Linked DNA regions of Homo sapiens: region 2 is linked to region 1. Evidence: chromatin contacts called from ENCODE Hi-C data. All regions are on one chromosome and are shown on one strand. Each heading gives the region's core, a stretch centred on a gene start or an enhancer-like site at or near the end of the contact. The rest is flanking DNA. Distances are from core to core; before and after follow the strand shown. Region 1 holds the start of MYL2 (myosin light chain 2). Region 2 holds the start of ALDH2 (aldehyde dehydrogenase 2 family member).

Region 1 (5,045 bases), core at 2,546-5,045:
GGGTTTCTGATATTCTAGAAGTTGCTATTCTGATGGATCGGCCCACTGTGCTTCTCTCTGGCTTCTGACAGCCTCAAGTGAGCAGTTATTTTTCTCTTCTATTCAGTGGGACTCAGGTCTAGCTGCTGGAAACTTATTAGCTGTAGGAATCCCACAGGTAGCAAAAAGGCAGGGGTCTCAGGTCCTGTGGGCATGTGCTTCTCAGCAAGAGGCCTCCGCCACCCAGCCTTGAGGGCAGGGCACAACAGCCCCAGCCGCCCACTCGCTCCCTCCCCAGCCCCCGCAGTCTTGAGGCTGATGCTGAAAGGAACCCCTGAAGTCTACAAAGAACCAAGTCCTCCCTGGATTCTCCAATCCCAGGGCCTTGTCCCTGGTCTTGGGGGCTCCCTGGGGCAACACAACCCATTGATGAGAGAGACTTTGGATCTCTGGCTCTCTCAACAGACCCCAAGGCCTAGTCCACACCCCACGTGCTCCACGTCCCAGCAGCCACGTGGTTCCATGCCCCATTCAGGCCGCCATTTCCCAGAATCCCTAGACACAATCTCACTTAATCCTCCCAGCAGCCTTATGGAGGTGTGTGATCTCCCTTTTCCAGGTGAGGAAACAGGCCCGAGAGGGTGAGTGCCCTATTTGACAACCCCTCTTGCTATCCAGCCAGAATGGTTCCTCTAGTACCCCTTCTGGAGGCCTGGCTGTACAGGTGTCCCTCAGGGACACACACCCCCACTCGACTCTGGGGGCCCAGCCCATCCTAATCCCCACCCCGGGGCTTCCCACCCCCCATCATACACTCTCCACATCTTCTGTGGCTGCAACAACCTTTTCACTTGGCCAGTTGGAGCTACTGACTGCTCACACAGGGTTTTAACGAAAATCTATGGTGTGCCTATTAGCTAGGGAAACATTTATTCTGGTGTTGTCAGAGAACCTTGGACAGAAAAGCTCCTCTTGATGTGTGCACTGCACATATGTGGATGCGTGTACATGCACGTGTCTGTGTGCCTCTATGCATGTGCAGACGTGTTTTTGTCTGTGCATGCATGTGCCTACACACACACATGAACACATCTTTTGTTATTAAAGATCTGTCAGAAGAGTGTCCTGGGTAACTCTAACCCATGTGGGACTGCAGAGAAGAAAAAAACCCACACCTTTTTTTGTCACAGCCATCAATGGTCCTTGGGTTTGTGTGCCCCCAAATTGAGATTATTTTTCCACCTGAGAAGGGGAGTGAGTGATAGCTACCATTTGCCAGGTCTCACCTCCTTTTACCCTCTGGAAAACCTAATAAGAAAAGTGATTTCTTTTTTTAAGCTCTGGAAAACTCCAGCCCCAGGGGGCCTTCTGTTCCTCAAAGCCTCCAAATTCTCCCTGCCTTGAGGTATGTGCTGTCCCCACTGCCTGGAGCCCCCTTTGCAGACTCTGCTTGGAGGAGCCCACCTGCGCCCCTGTCTGAGGCTGTCACCTGGCCACTGCCATGCCTCTGTCTCATCCCTGCATGAGATCCGTCACTGCCTGCAACTGTCTGGGTTGTGCATTTGTTTACTTTCTCCTTGTCCATCTTCCCCTCGCACTTACGCACCTCAAGGGAAGGGAATTTGTTGCTTTGCGCTGGGCTCGATGAAGGGGAATGAATGCTGGTTCAGCCATCAGCCCCGCACCCACACTACTGGGAGGGCAGAGGGACATTCTCCTTCTTAGAGGTGTGGCCTCTGGCACTCAGGCCTGCCACCCACGGACACTAAATAACCACAATGATTCCAAGCCCCGAGTTCTTGCTCCCTGAATCCCAAGGCTGTCTTTAAGGGCACAGGAAGATGGCCATCTTTTGTTGTTTTGGTTTAGTTTGGGGTTTTTTTGGTCTTTGTTTTTGAGATGGAGTCTTGCTCTGTCGCCCAGGCTGGAGTGCAATGGCACGATCTCGGCTCACTGCAACCTCCGCCTCCTGGGTTCAAGCAATCCTCCTGCCTTAGCCTCCCAAGTAGCTGGGAGTACAGGCATGTGCCACAACGCCCAGCTAATTTTTGTATTTTTAGTAGAGATGGGGTTCTGTCATGTTGGCCAGACTGGTCTTGAACTCCTGACCTCAGGTGATCTACCCGCCTCGGCCTCCCAAAGTGCTAGGTGTGAGCCAACATGCCCGTCCTTTTTTTTTTTTTTTTTTTTTTTGAGTCAGAGTCTCACTCTGTCGCCCAGGCTGGAGTGCAATGGCGCTATCTCGGCTCACTGCAACCTCTGCCTCTCGGCCTCAAGCGATTCTCCTGCCTCAGTCTCCTGAGTAGCTGGGACTACAGGCCCGCGCCACAACGCCTGGCTAATTTTTGTATTTTTAGTAGCGACAAGTTTCATCATGTTGGCCAAGGTCGTCTTGAACTCCTGACTCAAGTGATCCACCCGCCTCAGCCTCTCAAAGTGCTGGCATTTCAGGTATAAGCCACTGCACCCAGCAGGAAAGCTGTCTTCAGTAAAAGTATTATATAATGACACCTTGCATTCTGAGAGCAGCTGCTGTTTTCAAGGCTCTTAAAGAGCCTGGACTCTGGAGACAAAGGGGCCTCCAGAGGGGTCCACGCCTAGCTCCATCACTGTGTGACCCTGGGCAGCTCACTTCGCCTCTCTGAGCTTTTGTTTCCGCATCTGTAAAATGGGGGCATGGATGATGAGGTGGTCCCCACCCTCTAGGGTGGCTGGAAAATTATGTGTGGGAGCCATGAGCACATAGTGTCCGGCACGTGCCAGTGCTCAGTCAATGAGATTTGTCATTTCTTCAGTCAACAAATATTTATTTTTGAGCTGCTGCTGTGTGCATCATGAGCTGGGAGCTGGGGAGACAGTCAGTGGTGAGGGAAACTAAAGTGATCCCTGCCCTCTGAGCTGACGCTCCACAGATGCTGAAGAAAATGAGTCAGTGCACTGTGGGCAGTGTTCGGGACTGCCTCACGCTGTGCAGAGAAACAAAGAAGGGAGATCGGAGCGCAGGAGGTGCGTGGCTGTGTTATTTGTTTGTTTTGAGACAGGGTCTTGCTCTGTCACCCAGGCTGGAGTGCAGTGGTGTGATCGTGGCTCACCACAGCCTCAACCTCCCGGGCCCAAGTGATCCTCCTGTCCCAGCCTCCTGAATAGCTGAGACTATAGGCATGCACCACCACGCACAGCTATTTTTTTTTCTTTTGCGTAGAGACAGGCATCTCCCTATGTCACCCAGGCTGGTCGCAAACTCCTAGGCTCAAGCAATCTTCCCGCCTCGGCCTCCCGCCGTGCTGGGATTTCAGGCATGAGCCACAGTGCCAGCCTTCATGGTTATTTTAAAGATGGTGGTCGGGGAGGCTTCACTCAGGAGATGACATATGAGCAAAGATGCAGTGAAGGAGGTGAAGGAAGGAGCCGTGCGATGACTGACAGAAAGACATTCCAGGTAGAGGGCACACAGGTGCAAAGACCCTGAGGCCAGATCCAGGCTGATAAAACAGAGCATTTTAGCAGTCTCCTCTCCCTGCCATTTTTTTTCTCAAAATTGACAAGCACAAGTGTCCCCGGCCCAAGCACCGCAGAGAGCGCGCAGCATCTCTCCCCGTGACCATGACCCAGCTACTGCCTCTTTAACCTTGAATGCCTTTTTGGGGGCTCACGTGTCACCCAGTGGCGAGTGAGCCACCCTTACTTCAGAAGAACGGCATGGGGTGGGGGGGCCTTAGGTGGTGCCCGCCTCACCTATGACTGCCAAAAGCGGTCATGGGGTTATTTTTAAACATGGGGAGGAAGTATTTATTGTTCCTGGGCTGCAGAGAGCTGGGCGGAGTGTGGAATTCTTCTCGGGAGGCAGTGCTGGGTCCTTTCCACCATGGTGAGTACAAGGGCTCCAGGAGGTGATGATGCCGGGTGGGCGAGGAGAGGAAGCCACTACAAGCGAGGGACCACGGCGGAGGGGGAGGAAGGCGGCCCTCAAAGCCTCCAGCCCCTTGTGGAAAAAGCCCCATTGACTGCGCGGGCACAGAGGAACCCCAATCAATGCCCCGATAGGCCACAAATAACAGCAGCTCTCGGGGACTCACAAACACAAAATAAGAGAGTTGGCTTTTTTATGGCTTGTCTACTGACCTCTCGAGGAATCAATAACTCCCAGGACTTGCAAAATGGGATTGAATGCTTTTAAGGATCAAATTGTAATTCTTTTCTCTTGTTCAGGCAGCTGGGAAAAAGAATGTTTTTGTTTTCACCTTTTGAACTTGCAAATTTAAAACCTTTCTTTCTGTGCTGTTGGGTTAGGTGTCCCCCTCCTGAAGTGGGCAGTCCCCAAATCAGGGTCAGCACAGGAGGGAGAGTGGTTAGAGGCAGGAACTCTGGAGTCAGAATGCCCAAGTTCAACTCCCCAAGTTCAACGCCCAAGTTCAACTCCGGCTCTGCCTTCTGTGTGTGTGGCTGTGTGATCTTGGGCAAGTGACCCAACCTCTCTGAGCCTCAGTTGCCTCTCCTGTAAAATGGGGATGATAATAATAGTATCCACTTGACAGAGTGGTTATGAGAATTAAATAATACATATGTAGAGTACCGAATCATTTGCTGTTATTGAAAGTCAGAGAGAAGTGGGGTGGGGAAGAAAGGTCAACTCGCTCTTCTCTGCCCTATTGATGTGGTGCAAGGACGGAGCATTCAGAGAGGAGGTTTTGCTGCCATTTGGAGCAAGGGAAAATTGTGGGGTGTGGGGCGCAGTTGGGTTTTAACACCTTGAAGAACTGTCATTTCATCTTGGCATTCATCATGGCTTAGTGAGCCTGACTTTTTCTTTCCCTCCAATCAATTCTCCTTCTGTGCATTACTGAGCTTTTTGTGAAATGCATCAGAACAAAAGTGGCTGGATCCTGCAGGGGCGATCTGAAGGTGTGGCCTCCATCCCCAGGGACACACCTGTGGCTTCTCCTAGTTGGTGAAGGAGCCACTGCAAGATGCACAAACGCTTATGATCCACTGGTACCAGAGGGCTCTGGAGAAACTTCATGTCATGTCCTTTGCTCCCTCCAGCATCACCGTTTGGAGACCTGAGT
Region 2 (5,045 bases), core at 1,408-3,907, 850 kb before region 1:
GTTAAAAAAAAAAAAAAGTCTGGTGTGCTTGCATTCTCTCTCTCTCTCTCTTGCTGCAGGCACTTGTAAATGCAAACAAAATGTCTACAAGAGACACACCCACCTGTTCACAGTGCTCTTGGAGGGAGTAAAATGGGGTATCCAGAGAGGTTTATTTATTTATTTATTTTTTAAGAGATGGGTTCTTGCTCCATTGCCCAGGCTGGAGTGCAGTGGCACAATCATAGTTCACTGCAGCCTTACATCTAATCTCAAGCGATCTTCCCACCTTGGCATCCCAAAGTGCTGGAATTACAGGCATGAATCACCTTGACTGACCATGTCCAGAGAGTTGTAAGTCAGTCCTCTGCAATTTTATACAGTGGGCATGTGTTACTTTAATGATCTCAAAAAGTCTGATAAAGAAAAGCAGCCACAGGGAATTGACTCGGCTCCTCCAGCCTACACCCACAGAGTAAATCTGGAGAACAGGATGTGTTACCTATGGGCCTGGGTGCATATCTGGACCCAGCTGCCTCATCTGCATGTGATAAAGGATAAAGATTTTAATCAGATCCTGTGGCCAGAAGGGTTCCTAGGGCGATGGCTGTTCCTTGAGGACATTTCTGAGACAGGGTCTTGTTCTGTTGCTCAGACTAAGTGTAGTGGCCCAATCATAGCTCACTGCAGCCTCGAACTCCTAGGCTCAAGTGATCCTCCCACCTCGGCCTCCCATATAGCTGGGACTACAGGCATGTGCCACCGCACCTGACTAATTTACTTTTTTAGTAGAGACTAGACACAGGGTCTTGCTATGTTGCCCAGGCTGGTCTCGAAATCCTAGGCTCAAGGGATCATCCCACCTCAGCCTCCCATATAGCTGGGACTACAGGCATGTGCCACCGCACCTAACTAATTTACTTTTTTAGTAGAGACTAGAGACAGGGTCTTGCTATGTTGCCCAGGCTGGTCTCGAAATCCTAGGCTCAACGGATCATCCCACCTCGGCCTCCCAAAATGCTGGGATTTACAGGCATGAGCTACTGCACCTGGCCTCTGCTAGATCTTTTGATGCTCAAGTCTTCCAAGCATGAACTTGCACAGGCTGCCAAGGGAGCCATAGCTGCTGCCTTTTTAGCTTGTGTTATGCAAAAGATTTTATTTTATCCTTTTAAAAATTCCCTTGCAAATGACCTTTGTAACATCCCCTAAAATCACACGCATGTGCCTTTACCCATCACCTATATCCAGATTTGCAGCCACACTCAGGGCCAGACCAGCAGGTGTGCTGTTGAAAGCAGCTGGCTAGGAGCCAGCTCTACAGCATCCCAAATCAGCAATAGTCCCAGAGGATCGGTGGTCCCTTTGTTCCCACCCAGAGTCACAACATACCATGGAATGTTCTGGTTAGGGGCTTACTCCTGGAAGTTCAGCTGTGAACCCCAACTATGCCACTGACTTTGGTCTTTAGGTGAGTCACTAAACCTCTTTGTGACTCAGTCTCTTCATCTGTAAAATGGAGAATTACAGTCCCTTCCTACTGAGGCTGTTGTAAAAATTACCTTAAATTGCAAAACAGGTAGACGCTTAGAACAGTGCTGCACAAAGGCTGTGCAGACAGGACAGGAGCTGTGATTAACTATGAAGTGACTGGTTGATGAGGGCCTGTGTGAACCTAACCCTCAGAGCGCCTTTCCATTTATAGGAGAAAAAGCTTAAGTCAGAGAAGGCAGCCAACATGCACTGGCACAAACAAAACAAACTCTTTCATAACCAATTTCAGCCTCTGTGAAGTCTAGAACTTTAACCAAACTCAAAGATCAAAACAAAAAATATTCCAAAGTATTACTGATTGAGCAATCAATAAATGGACCACAGGAATCAGTTTTATCCTGGAAAGCTCCTCCTTGGTTTGGTCGAAGCCGGCGTTGGAAGCCGCAGACACCCCTTGGGGTCGGCCCCCTGGGGCCGAAGGTCCTCCAGGATTCCCTACTCCCAGCAATGGAAGCAGCCGAGCGTGGCCTCGCCCATGGTGAACTGGAGAACGTGGCTGCAAATCACCTCTTTCCTGGTTTTTCCTTTTGAACTCCTTGGATGAGGGCATGAGTCAGGGGGTAAAGGGGATGACTAAGGAAAAGACAGGAAAGTTCCTGCAAAGAGGGACTTGGTCGCGTCTTCTGAGTGGGTGAGGGTGGGGACCCTGCGGAGACCCGAAAGCAAGGACCATGGGGAGAACGGAACCCCGAGAGTTGGCCCTGGAAAACAGACCGAGGCTGGGCGAAGACGGAGAGGGGGCCCAAGTCACGGGGAAATGGGACGGGGACTGTCAGAGGCGGCGAAGGGGCTAAAATGCTTGCAGGAGAGGAGGGGGCAGATGTGCTTCCAGGTCAGCCTCTGCAAACCCCTCGAGCCCCAGATGAGTACACTAAGGCCCACGGCGGCGCGGGGCCTTCCTAGGGGCCTGCGGGGGACTCGGGCCGGAAAACAAAGCGCGAGCCCGGCCGGTGGGCTCACCTGGTTGCAGAAGACCTCGGGCTGCTGGTTGGGGGCAGGCACGGCCTGGGTGGCGGCGGCTGACAAGAGGCGGCGGCCCAGGCGGGGCCCGAAGCGGGCGGCAGCGCGCAACATCGCAGCGGGCTAGCGGACAGCGAGCGGACCGAGAGCAGAGCTAGGGTCTCAGGGCCACTGAGCCGACCCCGCTCCCCGCCCCGCGCGGCAGCCAATGGAAAGGCGGGGGCGGGCCGGGGGCGGGGCTGCCTCTACCATTCCTCGGGATGGGGCGCGCAGCTGATGCAAGCGAAGCGGGTGGCGCTAGGTACCCCCGGCCCGTGGCTGCCCCCTGGCTCGCGCGACGCCTCCGCGCCCGCCACCGCCCTCCGCCTGTGCGGAAAGACCCGGCCCCGCGAACGCAGCTCGCCTTGGTTGAGCCCCCAATGTGTGCCTTTGACCCCAATGTGAACAGGCCCGAGCCAGGGCGACCCTGACCTTCCCGGCTGATGCTCCAGGTGAAGAGACCGGCCGTAAACCCAAAAGCGAGATCATTTCGGAGGTGAAGGAGATGAACGAGGTGACATGGATGGGGCAGACGGCACTGCTTTTATAAGTACCATGGTCAGGAAATGACAAGTGAGACCTGAATGATGACAGGGAACAGCAAGGGCAAAGGCCAGGAGATGAGACCACCTGGCACGTGTTAGAGAAATGGAAAGAATGAATGGAGCCCAGTTAACAAGGAGAGAGGCGGCCAGGGCAAGGGCAGGGACGGTCTTGGAAGCAGCGGTTCAGAGTTTAGAACAGGATGATTTGCATGATTTGCTTATTCTTTTTTTTTTTTTTTTTTTTGAGACGGAGTCTCACTGTGTCGCCTAGGCTGGAGTGCAGTGGCACGATCTCGGCTCACTGCAAGCTCTGCCTCCCGGGTTCACACCAGTCTCCTGCCTCCGCCTCCGGAGTAGCTGGGACCACAGGCGCCTGCCACCACGCCCGGCTAATTTTTTGTATTTTCAGTAGAGACGGGGTTTCACCGTGTTAGCCAGGATGGTCTCGATCTCCTCACCTCATGATCCGCCTGCCTCGGCCTCCCAAAGTGCTGGGATTACAGGCGTGAGCCACCGCGCCCGGCGGTGGGACTCTGATTTCAACACCAGATTCCACCAAAGTCGCCCTGGGGGCTCAGCACCATTCCACACAAACCAGAGGAAGAAAAGGCATGGGGGTGGCCCATGGGAGGTTTCTGTGGGCTGAGCCTGCTCGCCTGGCTGGATTTCAATCACACAACCATGCCTCCATGCAAAAGAGTCTGGGAAATGAGTGGCCCCTGTGCCAGGAAGAAGGGAAATAGGTTTGGAGATCAGCTGCAGAGATAATCTGATAACCAAGACTCCCTTCCTTCTCTGAATTCAGCCATGCAGGCCCCACTTCCCCTTCCCAATGGCGCCTTGCTTTTTTTTTTTAGATGGGGTTTCACTCTTGTTGCCCAGGCTGGCACCATGTGGGCTCACTGCAACTTCCACCTCCCAGGTTCTAGCGATTCTCCTGTCTCAGCCTCCCAAGTGGCTGGGATTACAGGCGCATGCCACCACACTTGGTTAATTTTTGTATTTTTAGTAGAGATGGGGTTTCATCATATTGGTCAAGCTGGTCTCGAACTCCTGACCTTAGGTGATCCGCCCACCTCGGCCTCCCAAAGTTCTGGGATTACAGGCATGAGCCACCGTGCCAGGTACTTTTTTTCCCTTAATACTGTGTGTGGAGATCGTTTTGTCACAGCACACAAGGACTATGTCCCCATTCTCTTCAACAGTTTCATGGTATTCCTCTGGATACATGAGGTAGTTTTATTTCATGAATTTCCTATGATGGACATTTAGGTTGTTTCCAATCTTTTGCCACTACAAACAATGCCACAATGTATGCTCTTGATTTGCTTAAGAAATTAATAGAAATGAGGCTGGCACCATGACTCGTGCCTGTAATCTCAGCACTCTGGGGGGGAAGCTGAGGCGGGTAGATCACTTGAGGTGAGGAGTTCGAGACCAGCCTGGCCAACATGGTGAAACCCCATCTCTACTAAACACACACACACACACACACACACACACACACACACACACACACACACACACACAATTAGCCAGGAATGGTCGCAGTGCCTGTAATCCCAGCTACTCCAGAAGGTGAGGCAGGAGATTGCTTGAATCTGGGAGACAGAGGTTGCAGTGAGCCAAGAGCTGAGATCGTGCCACTGAACTCCAGCCTGGGTGATAGAGTGAGACTACGTCTCAAAAAAAAAAAAAAAAGAAAAAAAAAAAGAAAAAAAAAAGAAAGAAAAGAAAAGAAAGAAATTAGTAGAAATGGAACAAAGAATATTTACAATTTAAATACAGATATATTACCCTCCAAAGAAGTTTAATTTATGCCCCACTACCTGTCATGTCTGAGTTTCCTTACACCCTCACCAGTAGAAGTTTCAGGATTTTTTTTTTAGCTTTGCTAATCTGAGAGACGAAAAAGTGGCATTTCACTACCACATTAATTTGCTTCTCTTTTACGAGTGAGCTTGAGCA

What was found. Hi-C counts contacts between places; a loop is a spot of excess contacts on that map. Pooled maps may share reads with other maps.
Region 2: a loop to region 1 is called in a pooled map, with 4 times the contacts of the local background. The contact joins the promoter of ALDH2 here to the promoter of MYL2 in region 1. A Hi-C loop is called at or near these places in 2 of 37 single-sample maps with no recorded cell type and 4 of 50 pooled maps.

What each region holds. Positions count from the first base shown.
Region 1 is chr12:110,919,329-110,924,373 of GRCh38, reverse strand. It overlaps MYL2 (myosin light chain 2), which reads left to right and starts at 3,795. Exons shown (of 7, transcript NM_000432.4): 1 at 3,795-3,847. The coding sequence starts at 3,845. RefSeq lists an enhancer at 2,987-5,045.
Region 2 is chr12:111,764,545-111,769,589 of GRCh38, reverse strand. ALDH2 (aldehyde dehydrogenase 2 family member) reads right to left here and starts at 2,657. Exons shown (of 13, transcript NM_000690.4): 1 at 2,494-2,657. The coding sequence starts at 2,607. RefSeq lists a silencer at 2,650-2,969 and an enhancer at 2,429-3,198.